Regions from separate parts of the Homo sapiens genome. Here all the other regions are linked to region 1. A link is an interaction called in ENCODE POLR2A ChIA-PET data of the cell type or tissue named here. Cell type or tissue: HepG2. All regions are shown on one strand.

Evidence for each region. Peaks named below come from ENCODE experiments on the same cell type or tissue, not always from the same donor. Only the 100,000 strongest peaks of a DNase experiment are listed, where the experiment ranks them.
Region 2: POLR2A ChIA-PET joins it to region 1 with 5 read pairs; 4 of 35 experiments call an interaction of 5 or more read pairs at or near these places.
Region 3: POLR2A ChIA-PET joins it to region 1 with 9 read pairs; 7 of 35 experiments call an interaction of 5 or more read pairs at or near these places.

The regions. Positions count from the first base shown.
Region 1 is chr12:56,079,945-56,083,944 of GRCh38, reverse strand. It overlaps ERBB3 (erb-b2 receptor tyrosine kinase 3), which reads right to left and starts at 3,780. Exons shown (of 28, transcript NM_001982.4): 1 at 3,563-3,780; 2 at 43-194. The coding sequence starts at 3,644. RefSeq lists an enhancer at 3,133-4,000. In HepG2, CTCF peaks have their summits at 2,970 and 3,891; DNase peaks (open chromatin) are centred at 714, 1,894, 3,004 and 3,884; H3K4me3 peaks cover 3,600 bases.
Region 2 is chr12:56,200,988-56,204,987 of GRCh38, reverse strand. It overlaps RNF41 (ring finger protein 41), which reads left to right. Exons shown (of 7, transcript NM_005785.4): 7 at 1-2,809. Among named protein-coding and RNA genes, the nearest start is that of TRS-CGA4-1, 13 kb to the right of the region's middle. In HepG2, no CTCF peak of the experiment used is centred here; no DNase peak of the experiment used is centred here.
Region 3 is chr12:56,228,770-56,232,769 of GRCh38, reverse strand. It overlaps NABP2 (nucleic acid binding protein 2), which reads right to left. Exons shown (of 7, transcript NM_024068.4): 7 at 2,916-3,756. The coding sequence ends at 3,557. It overlaps SLC39A5 (solute carrier family 39 member 5), which reads right to left and starts at 2,719. Exons shown (of 13, transcript NM_173596.3): 1 at 2,648-2,719; 2 at 2,475-2,530; 3 at 1,897-1,939; 4 at 1,209-1,566; 5 at 1-81. The coding sequence starts at 1,495. In HepG2, no CTCF peak of the experiment used is centred here; a DNase peak (open chromatin) is centred at 2,109; H3K4me3 peaks cover 1,998 bases.

The sequences.
Region 1 (4,000 bases):
ATAAAGAGGAGCAGGTTGAGGAAGGAGGGTGGGCTCACTAACCTGCAGGAAGGAGAGGTCGGCATTGTGTCCCGTGAGCACAATCTCAAGGTTCCCCATCACCACCTCACACCTCTCGTAGAGCTTGTACAGTGTCTGGTATTGGTTCTCAGCATCGCCGGTCACACTCAGGCCATTCAGAGTCCCAGGACACACTGTTCAAAGCAGAGGGAAGAGTGGCTGAGGGCTGGACACAAATTCTCAGCCCATCTGCCATCCCCAAAGATCACCCCCTTGGTTGCCCTCTTCCAGTTACATTAGACAGGATCAGATGGCATTTGCCTCCAACCCTCCCACAAGCGATAGGCAGAAGCTGTAGTGGCCTGAGAGCTTTCTCTCTTCTCAGAATCCCCTTACCATTCCATGAATGGGAAGGTGAAAAGATTTCCTTTTTCAACCTGGGACCCCTCTGTGCTTCTTTTGGGTACTAAGGGGTTAACTGAGAAGGAAGACAGGGAATTTGTTTCTCTCCCTAGAAAAGAGAAGTTAGGAAAAGGCCGCAACTTTGATTACCCTCCTCTCCCCCTCCAACTAGGGCACTCACTTCTCTACCCTCATCCTGCCTCTCTCTAGGTCCTGGAATAAATATCTCTTTGGGACTAGTACACAGCCCCTATTGTGTCTACTGAGGGTGGGATGGGGGCAGAGGGTGGGGGCAGTGCCTGGGGCCACAGTCCAGCCCACAATGAGGCGATTCTATCCAGGAGGGGGGCTGCCCCACCCTGTCCCTAGACACCCCGTCCTCAGCAGCACTCCCCTCCACCCTCAAGCCTTGGGCTCAGACAAGTGACCTCAGTAGAGGGGGGAGCTCTGGCAGTGCTGGGGTGAGGGGGGGTCAATGGGAGCTTTGTCTTTAAAGCTGAAAGATAAGGAGCTAGTTGCCTCCCCGCCTTCCTAAACTCAGGGTTTCCTTCTCACTCTCTCCCCCATCCCAACACACTCTAGCAACCTCAGCATCACTTTCCAGCCCTAGAGTATTTTTCAGCAAATACAGAGGAACCTGGAGAGAGATAGTAGCAGATGCCCCATATTGAGCCTCCACACAATTTCATTGTTAGAAGAGGTTCATGAAAAAGCCTTTCACCATGGCAATCCTCACCCACACTAGGGGAGAGCCTAGACTAGAGGTACATGGCATGTCAGCCTTGGGAGTTCACTCTTCTTTGCAAATGTGGTGGACAACGGGCTATGGGAAGTCCTGGACTCTGAAGCCCTACCCCAGTCTCTTTCCTCTGGTTCAGGGAAAGACCATGTGTGGGGTGGGGAGTAGGGGGTAGATACCACCTGTTCCAGCCACCCTTCCCTGAGGCGGTGGTAGCTCAGTGGGAGGCAACAGTGGGAATGGAGGGAGGGAGACTGGTGAGGCCCCAATCCCTCCTATAACATACACCCCTAGTCTGACTTCTTGACCTTGGAGGGCTCCTTATCACTCCCCATGAAGGTTGGCTAGTCCCAGCAAAGAGAGCTAGTTCCAGAGGAGCTGGGAACTCCAGGGTCCTTGGGTTGAAATGAAAGAGACTAGGAAGGTTAGTCATTTCTGGAACAGCCCCACCCCAATCCCCTTCCTGGCAGGATACCCCCTTTCCCAAGTTATAGTGCCAACACTTCTCCCCAGATAAGGGAGGAGCCAAGCTTTCTGCACAGGGAAGTAGTAGTGTGGGCACACACATACACACACAATGTACACACGAACACGTACACATTGGTCCTGCTGGCTCAGGAATCTATAGTTGGGTTTCCTTGCAGGAAGTATTTCAGGTGGCCCCATCTATCCCACGTGCCCATAAGTGTTTGTGCAGACTTTGTGTCTGTGCTTGGAAGGCTACAGTGTTAGAGGTAGCCCAGTTCCCTGCTACCCTGAGGGTAAAGTCCATATTACACAAACAGGGGGCAAAGGGCCTGGGCAGGAAGGGAGCACAAACAACACCTCTGGGGAGGAGCTAGGCAGCTTGGGGAGCAGGGCAGGGGAAGGGAATCATAAAAATCCCTGCTGTACCCAGGAACCGGGAGCATAGGGAGGGGCAGTGTCACAGGCCCTCCTTTGGTAGAGAGCACTAGGGGTGGGATAGAGCCAGAATCTCCAGCCCCTCCTCAACCAGAGGCCTCCCCTCCAACATCCCCCACCCCCATCACAGCCAGGACAAAGGGGCTATAGAAGGACTGAGACAGGGCCGGATGCCCAGAGGCTGCAGGACCCAGATAAAGGGTAAAGAGACCCAACCATGCCTGCCTCCTGCCTCCCCAGGGAGGGTGGCCAGACTCTGGTACTCCTGGGTTTCTGGGTGAAGATTGCAGGAGTCTGGATGGGACAGTTATACAGTCACTCCACTGCTCCCTCCCACGCCAGTCCCCAGACCACCCCCCTCCACCAGCTGGGAGTGTTCACATCTAAAAATCCCAGGATCTAAATTTAGGCCCAGCAACTGTGAGGGAAGCACAGGTGGTTTCTTCCACTCCCACACTGGGGAAGGGGCCCTGGCTGTGCCAAACCCCAAGCTGAGATCTGAGGGGAGGGGAGGAGATCCACAGAACTTCAGTCCTCAGGTGTCCACGGTCCCAGAGACACCCCAAAGGGGTGGGCTCAGATAGCATGGGAGTCGGGGGAGGACTGGAGAAGAGCAATCCGGGGCTCTGTCTAGGGTCCTAGAGACAGTGTCAGACAATAAGCAAAATGGGGGCGGGAGGCACAAGCTGAGCCCAGGAAGGACTCCCCAAGGCAGGAGGCTTAGAAAGTAGCAGAGGTGCCCTCTTGATCCTCAGGTTGGGGAGAGAAAAGACCAGAGGCTGGACATCCTTGCCCTTACAGCTCCTGGCCCAGGGCCTTGTGTATAGTAGATGCTCAATAAATATGAGTTGTGTTGACCTGGGTCTTGACAAAGAGATGTTGCTTAAGCTCTGCTATACTGAGGAAAGGGGGCGCCAGCCTCTGTTGGGCCTCCTGCCTGATGTCACCTGAACTTGGCCCTCTGGTTAATCTCAGACCTCCCCAGGGCAGGCTCACTCACGGAAGAGGAGGTGCCGCTCCTGTTTTTCCAACACCAGAGAACAACAACCCCCTCCAACCTTCTGTAGCTCCGCCCTGTCGGCAAAACAACGAAACTAGGGGTAGCTGAAATCGGCGCGGGTGGGGGGCAGGGGGTTGGCGAGCAAACCGAGACCCTTCCCGCCAAGGCCCCCACCTCCAAGCACCTCCTGTTTACAGAATGAAGTTCCCTGCTCCCCTCCCTGCAGGGCCCCTCAGAAGTGTGAACTACTGTTTCGGCCTCAGCCTCTTCTGGGGAGACCAATTAGAGGGTCGGCGACGCTCTGGAGAAGGGTGGCGTGAGGGTCCCGGAATGCCGCCCTCGGCCGGACCACGCCGATAACCCGAGCCTGACCGCCCCTCTCCCAGGTGGTCCTGGCAAACCGGGGGCAGCACCCACAACCCCGCGCCGCCTGAGACCGTGCCCATACCCTCCGAGGCTGCGCGCACTGGGTTCCGGCTCCCAGGTGCCGAGCCCGCCGGTGCTCTCGCGCCACTTACCTGCCTGAGAGTTGCCCACCTCGGAGCCCCGGGCCAGGCTGAAAAGCAAGCCCAGCACCTGCAGAGCGTCGTTCGCCCTCATGACTCCGCAGAGGGTGAAGGGAGCCCAGCCAAGTCCGGCCCGGGGGCCCCTAGGCTAGGACATCGAGGCAAGAGCCACCTGAACCGCTGGCGAATTGGTGGCTGCTGCGGCGACGGCAGCGGAGGTTGCAAATTGCAATCGGAGCCGGAGCCGGAGTCCGGGGAGGGATGGCAGGGGAGGGGTGTGTGTGTGTGAGAGAGAGAGAGAGAGGGAGGGAGGAACGCAGAGGGAAGGGGGTGAGTCACGGCCGCGCCCCCTCCCGCGCGAGGCTGGAGTAGGGATTGCGGAGCCTCGGACCGCCTGCCCCGAGCGTGCCACGCCCCGCGGTCCCGCAACTTGGCGGAGCAGATCGAGGA
Region 2 (4,000 bases), 120 kb before region 1:
ACCTTGATCCCTAGAGTGACTGGCAGAGTAAGAGAAGGGGAGAGATAATAGGTGTGATTATTTTAATATGGAGGTGGGAGTGTGGTTGGAGATAGAAAGGCTCCTCCCCACCATGTAATGGCTTCCTCTCAGAATTTTATTCCAGGCTAGCTTGCTGCAGGTCTGGGTAGTTGGATCATGGCTCCACTGGGATTGGGGTGGAAAGCTTGAGGGGAGTAGGGTTCCAGCTCTGGGACATTGTGCTCAGGAATTTGAAAACGCTGCTATACTTACTCTGGTTACTACATTTCTTCCACTCCCCTTTCCCCTACCTGCCTTAACCAAGGCTCATACTGTCCTGTCCTTACCCTCAGATGGAGCCAGGAAGCTCAGTGAAAGGCTTCCCTACCCTTTGCACTAGTGTCTCTGCAGGTTGCTGGTTGTGTTGTATGTGCTGTTCCATGGTGTTGACTGCACTAATAATAAACCTTTTACTCAACTCTCTAAATTCTTCAGCATTACTCCCTTTCTTGAGAAGGTTTCCCCTCTGCTTTTGCCTTTCTCTCACCTTAATTCCCTTTCTTCCTTACTTTGTTACCTACCCTTATCTTAGTGCTAACTTCTCTTTCAGGAGGATGTCTGGGAGTAGTGTGCACTTCACAGCTGCTTTCCCATGTACCCTCCTGCATTCTTCCCTCCTATCTCCTGTTCTGTAGCAGCCAAAGCTCTCTAGTGATCTGAACTGTGTGCTTCCCAGGGTCTGCCTTTATCCTAAATTCCATGTCTTCCCTGAGTGGTCCTGAGTTTTTGGGATAATTTCTACAGAAGATATGTATATATCTTTTTCCTTTGTCCCACAAGCAACTTTGCTTTAGAATCTAGAATTCCTTTGCAGGCAGAGAAGTCTCTACCTCCCAGTGTTTCCTAGCTAAGAACGTAAATGTGAGGAGGGAAATGTACTTGCAGAGGTTTCATAATTATTTACTTATAAAAATAGTCTTCATAGCCGGGCGCGGTGGCTCACGCCTGTAATCCCAGCACTTTGGGAGGCCGAGGTGGGTGGATCACAAGGTCAGGAGTTCGAGACCATCCTGGCTAACACAGTGAAACCCCGTCTCTACTAAAAATACAAAAAATTAGCCGGGCGTGGTGGCAGGCACCTGTAGTCCCAGCTACTTAGGAGGCTGAGGCAGGAGAATGGCGTGAACCCGGGAGGCAGAGCTTGCAGTGAGCAGAGATTGGGCCACTGCATTCCAGCCTGGGCGACAGAGCAAGGCTCCGTCTAAAAAAAAAAAAAAAAAAAAAAGTCTTCATAGGCCGGGCACGGTGGCTCACGTCTGTAATCCCAGCACTTTGGGAGGCCAAGGTGGGTGGATCACAACGTCAGGAGATCGAGACCATCCTGGCTAACATGGTGAAACCCTGTCTCTACTAAAAATATAAATAAATTAGCCGGACAGGCGCCTGTCCTCCCAGCTACTCAGGAGGCTGAGGCAGGAGAATGGTGTGAACCTGGGAGGCGGAGCTTGCAGTGAGCTGAGATCACGCCACTGCACTCCAGCCTGGGCAACAGAGCAAGACTCCGTCTCAAAAAAAAAAAAAAAAAAACCAGTCTTCATAAGTATTTGCTGCTACCTTTCCCTGTCATAAGAAAAAGGATAGCCAGACATGGTGGGACGCCACTATGATCCCAGCTCCTTGGAAGGCTAAGGCACAAGAATCGCTTGAACCTGGGAGGTGGAGGTTGCAGTGAGCTGAGATCATGCCACTGCACTCCAGCCTGGTGACAGAGCAAGAGCCTGTCTCAAAAAAAAAAAAGAAAAGAAAAGAAAAAGGGATATCTTTTCCTCCTCCCAGAAGTTTGTTTTAAATTTGAGCATTTATCATGCACCTGATGTAAACCTAATAGTACTCTTGATACTCTAGTGGCTTGAAAAAAAAAAAAAAGGCATTTCTGTGCTGAGTCTGCGCTTCTATGCACACAAGGTATGTTTATAAAATACTGATAAGCATGTCACAGTATAGAGCATAAGAGGCAATGTATGTATCCTAGTGACATTAGCAGTGCTTTTCCCCCCTTAAACTCCTTTAAAATTACTTTTAGAACTTGCTGCTCATTCTTGTGAATGTTATGAATGGTGTCATATTGTCCTTTTACAGAAGATACGATTTTTAGAAACAAATATTCATTGAATGTCTGCCCTGTGAGATACTCACTAGAGTGAACATGAGGAGGCTTATGTAGCAAAATGGCACCTACCTGCAAAGAACTTAGTCCCTAATGGAGATGAATATATAATAAGGGATCATAAATGTGCTAAGTGGATTTACTAGTAATATGTGAGCCAAGGACGATAAAGCTCCTGATTCTGATGGGTATCAGGAAAGGCTTTTCAGGAAGTGTTACTTGTTATAGGTCAGAGGTCAGCAAACTACAGGTTACAACCCCACTGCCTGCTTTTGTAAAAAACTTTATTGGAATACAGTTATGCCCACTTGTTTATATATTGTCTGTGGCTGCTTTCACATTACAACAGCAGGGTTAAGTAGCTGGAACAAAGCCTAAAATACTTGGTCTTTTACAGAAAAAAATTTGCCAACCTGTTCTAAACTTTTAAGGTCAGGAGAACTGGGGGAAGGAGGGAGTAGAAAGAACACTGTCACCCAGACTGGAGTGCAGTGGCACCATCATATAGCTCACTGTAGCCTCAAACTCCTGGGCTCTAGTGGTCTTCCCACTTCAGCTTCTGGAGTAGCTGGGGCTACTGCACCTGGAATTGTCTTAATCTGTTTTAATACTAGTAAAATTTTTTTTGTTTCATCTCTTTCAGTGACTTTGATACACTGTCTTAATTTTTTTTTTTTTTTTTTTTTTTTTTTTAGATAGGGTCTGGCTCTGTAGCTGAGGCTGGAGTGCATGACGTAATTTTGGCTCACTGCAACCTCCACCTCCCAGGCTCAAGTGATCCTCCTACCTCAGCCTCTTAGGTAGCTGGGACCACAGGCATGCGCCACCACACCGGGCTAATTTTTTGTATTTTTTGTAGAGATGGGGTTTCACCATGTTGCTGAGGCTGGTCTCAAACTCCTGAGCTCAAGGAATCCACCTGCCTTGGCCTCCCAAAGTGCTGGGATTACAAGTGTGAGCCACTGCACCTGGCTTCATTGTCTTAATTTTTTACTTCAGTATATACATTGGAAAAATAAAAATATTTTTGACATTACCTAAATAACAAGTGTTTACAATTAACAATGTATAATGAATAATCTACTACAAACCCATGTTTACATTACCCTAATTGTCCCAAGAAAAGTCTTTTTTTTTTTTTTGACACAGGATCTCACTCTTGTCACCTAGGCTAGAGTGCAGTGGCACAATCACGACTCACTACAGCTCACTATAGCCTTGACCTCCTGCTGGGCTCAAGCAGTCCTCCCATCTCAGCCTCCCAAGCAGCTGGGACCACAGATGTGCACCACCATGCCCAGCTGATTTGTTTCTTGTATATTTTGTAGAGACAGGGTTTCACCATGTTGCCCAGGTTGGTCTCAAACTCCTGAGCTCAAGTGATCTGCCCACCTCAGCCTCCCAAAGTGTTGGGATTACAAGTGTGAGCCATTGCACCTGTCTGAAAAGTCCTTTTGTAGCTAATTTGTGTCTAAACCTGGGTCCAATCCAGGACCACGAATTACATCAGGTTATTTCTCTTTTACCCTCTATCTGGGTTCATGAAACCACCTTTTTTTGTGTAACCCTAATTTGTTGAAAAGATTGGCCAGGCGCGGGGGCTCATGCCTGTAATCCCAGCACTTTGGGAGGCCGAGGCGGGCGGATCACGAGGTCATGAGATCGAGACCATCCTGGCTAACATGGTGAAACCCCGTCTCTGCTAAAAATATAAAAAAAAAAATTAGCCAGGCGTGGTGGCGGGCGCCTGTAGTCCCAGCTACTCGGGAGGCTGAGGCAGGAGAATTGCGTGAACCCAGGAGGCGGAGCTTGCAGTGAGCCGAGATCGTGCCA
Region 3 (4,000 bases), 150 kb before region 1:
GACTCTTCCAGGTCACCCCACCCTGAGGGACCCAGAGGCATCCCTGCCCAGACATCCACACTCAGCTCAGGGTTCTGTGGCCTGGAATGGATGAGACAGCAAGTCAGCCTCCCTTGTGTTCTCTATCAACCCGCTTTGAGAGGCTCCCAGGGATTTTAGGGGGAATGGGGGGACTAGCCACTGACTGGAGATCCTGGGACCCAGAAACCATGGAATGTCATTCTTAGGAAGATCTGTGAGTTGTCCATTTTCTGCCACTGGGGGGGACAGAAAAAAAAGGACGACAACCAAAAGGGCTACGAATGGCTGGGCACGGTGGCTCACGCCTGTAATCCCAGCACTTTGGGAGGCTGAGGTGGGTGGATCACCTGAGGTTGGAAGTTCGAGACCAGCCTGACCAAAATGGTGAAACCCCGTCTCTACTAAAATTGCAAAAATTAGCCCGGCGTGGTGGTGTGTGCCTGTAATCCCAGCTACTCAGGAGGCCGAGGCAGGAGAATCGCTTGAACCGGGGAGGCAGAGGTTACAGTGAGCCAAGATCACACCACTGCACTCCAGCCTGGGCGACAGAGCGAGACTCTGTCTCAAAAAAAAAAAAAAAAAAAAAAGAAAAGAAAAGAAAAAAGAAGTCTACGAATTTGGAGCCAAATCAGCCCAGAGACACTGAACAGTGATACTAAGAGCAAGAAATTTAAGGGCTTAGAGATTTGGAGGAGGAGAGAATTAGAAGGCAACGGAGGGCTAGGGTGGTAGTTCACATCTGTAGTCCCAGCACTTTGGGAAGCTGAGGCAGGCAGATCGCTGAGCTGAGCCCAGGAGTTTGAGACCAGCCTGGGCAACACAGCGAAACCCTTGTCTCTGTAAAAAATTTTTAAAATTAGCCGGCTGTGGTGGTGTGTGCCTATGGTCCCAGCTGCTCAGGAGGCTGAGGTGGGAGGATGGCTTCAGCCTGGGAAGCAGAGGTTGCAGTGAGCCGTGAATGTGTCACTGCACTTTAGCCTGGGTGACAAAGCGAGACCCCCAGTCTCAAGAAAAGAGAGAGAAGGCAATAGAAGCATGAGAGGTTTTGAAGAGATACCAAGGAGCTCGGTTCTGAAGAATTTGTAACTCCAGGGATCTCGTGAGGAAGCCAGAACGAGGCAACTGGGGGCAAGCACTGAGAGGACCTGGGAGATGTGGCCCTGTGGAGTGGAGGAAGGGGTCAGTACCTGTGTGTGGAATTGTCTGCAGCTGGGGATGCAGCCCGTCCAGTCAGAGGCCCATGCTGTCCCAGGCGAAGCCCCTGAACTCGGCCTAGCCCCAGGCTGTGGAGAAGCCGCGCCAAGCCCCCTGCAGTCAGCGTCCCATTCTCGCCGTACAGGCCAAACAGCTGGGCCAGGTAATGGTTCTGCTCCTGCTCAGCAGGGCCCAGGTTGGGGACTGAGCCCCCTACCCAGCCCAAGACGACCCACACACAGAAGCCGGCCAGCAGATGACTCACTGGGGACCCCATCATTGGTGAGGGGAATAGCTTAGGGGCTCAGGTTCTGGCTCCTATTCTCCCCGAAACATCCTGAGGACTGTGCCCTGGAAGAATGAGGAATGGGCTGGAGCTGCGCTCTGCTCTCCAGCTCAGGTCCATGGGGGAGCCAGAGCTCCTTGCACCTGCTCCCCACCGAGTCCAGCAGCAGCCCCTACTGCAGCCTTCTTTCTCCCTTCACACTGCCTCCTGCGGGAGCAGCCTCTTGTTTGCTGGTTCCTGGAGCACCTCCCTGAGTCAGAGCTCTCCTCATACTTCATCCAGAGCTGACCGTCCATTCCTTGTCCCCTAAACCCCACCCCTCAACTTTGCCCCACCTCTTTATCCCCCCTCAATCCCCAGGGCCTCACCCCTACTGGCAACATAAGAGCTGTCACCTCAGGTCCCCTATTAGGCCTTGCTGTAGACGTTAAGCAGTTCCTGAGTCAGGGAAGGGGGAATCCAGGCTTAGCCTCCAGGTGTCCAGGTGGATCGGAGGCCACGTCACATAGAAGGCTGAGATGGACATGCACCCCCTCCTAGCCCACCTGCCTTGGGGCGGGGTCAGGGGTGGGGCCAGTGTGTGAAGGCTCACATAAGAGAGGAGTTAATGGTTCACTGGTCTCTGGGGTAGGGATCAAAAGTCAGTCTCTGCTGGGCCCCTGGGTAGGGAGGGGCCACCCTCTGCCCTGGGAAAGCCACATGGCTAAGGAGAACCTGGGCCTAGTCTTTTTCCTCTTAAATAATTCACCCTATCCTTAACACCATTAGTACCATTTTAGCCCTTTCCCTCATGTACTTCCACCCCACCTACCTTACAGTCTAGCACTAAACTTCATCTCCAACCCCCATCCCCATATTCCTTGGGAAGGTTGGACCCAGGTGTCCCTAACCTGGGGAGGAGGGGGGAAAAGGCAGATCAGTGGCAAGCCCAGATGCATGCATGGGAAATAAACTGTTCTTAGCAGTTTCTCACCCCAAGAAGAGAAAGAGCCAGAGCTCTAGGGATCGATGACCAAGAAAGGGGAAGCCCTGCGGGGGGAGAGGAAACAAGGATCTGGGCTCTCCTCTGATGTCTGACCTGGCCTAAAATCAGGCAAGCAAAGTCTGATCGGGGTGACTGGTCCAGGGGGTTGAGGTTGGCATTACCTGATAGCAGGAGACAAGGACACCCAGAGGAAGGGGGACACAACCTTCTTGGTTCCAGCTGGGGGGGCAGGCAGGCAGGCGGGCAAGGGTCACCTGCAGGGAGGGGGTAGGGGAGGGACACTACCTTAAAGGGGCAGGTCTGCTTTGCCTGGGCCTCCTTACCTGTAACCTATTTTCCTTCCACCTTCTAGGGACACCCCACCTTCCCAAATGCCTAGTTGCTAACCTCTTCCTTTTCCCACAGAAAGCAAAGGAGTCCAACACAGAGTAGAGTGGTAACATTTATTAGGAAGGAGAGACTTCAGTTAGACTCCCATGTCTCACACAGAAGAAACAGATGGTAACTGCCATTTCTTTCTTTCTTTCTTTCTTTCTTTCTTTTTTTTTTGAGATGGAGTTTCGCTCTTATTGCCCAGGCTGGAGTGCAATGGTGCAATTTCGGCTCACCTCAACCTCCGCCTCCCGGTTTCAAGAGATTCTCCTGCCTCAGCCTCCTAAGTAGCTGGGATTACAGGCATACGCCACCATGCCTGGCTAATTCTGTATTTTTAGTAGACACGGGGTTTCTCCATGTTGGTCAGGCTGGTCTTGAACTCCCGACCTCAGGTGATCCGCCCACCTCGGCTTCCCAAAGTGCTGGGATTACAAGCGTGAGCCACTGCGCCCAGCCAGTAACTGCCATTTCTAAAGAGGAAAGAGAGCAGGCAGAGGGTCCTGACTCCCAGGGGACAGGTAGTTCAGCTGGACAATGAGGGAGTATGAGATTAGGGTGGATAAGGACACTGCTCACCACCCTCCACTGAAGTTCAGTGGCTAAAATACTGCTACACCAGCCAATCAGTGGAAGGCTATCTTGCTCTCCAGGGGACACTTGGGATGTGGTTGGTGGCAGGAAGAAAGAATGTCATGCTATCTCTTGCTGCTCCTCCGGGTTTCTTTGCCGTTACTAACAGGGTTGCTGGAAGGGCCAGGCGGGCCTGCAGGTGTGTGGTTGGGCTGGCTTCGAGTGATTCGGGTGCTGGGTGGGTGGGAGGGAGTATGAGGGGGATGTGGGCCACCACCGGGACCTGGTGGGGCACTCAGTCCATTCCCATTCTGGTTCTCAGAGGCTAATTGTGGGAGGAGAAGAAACAAAGGAATTAGTTAACATAGGAGAGGGGTCCATCCCAAGGCCTGTCTCCATGCCCCAAAGAGTGGCACAGTCTTCACCATGCACAACTGCATCTTAATGCCAACTGGACCAAATGCAAAAGACTGTGGGCTGCGAGTATGAATGGAGCTCCAGAGAAGACTTACACGATCATTTAGGAAGTTGCTACATGAACCTCGGTACGGTATTTTTCTCTTGTAGTT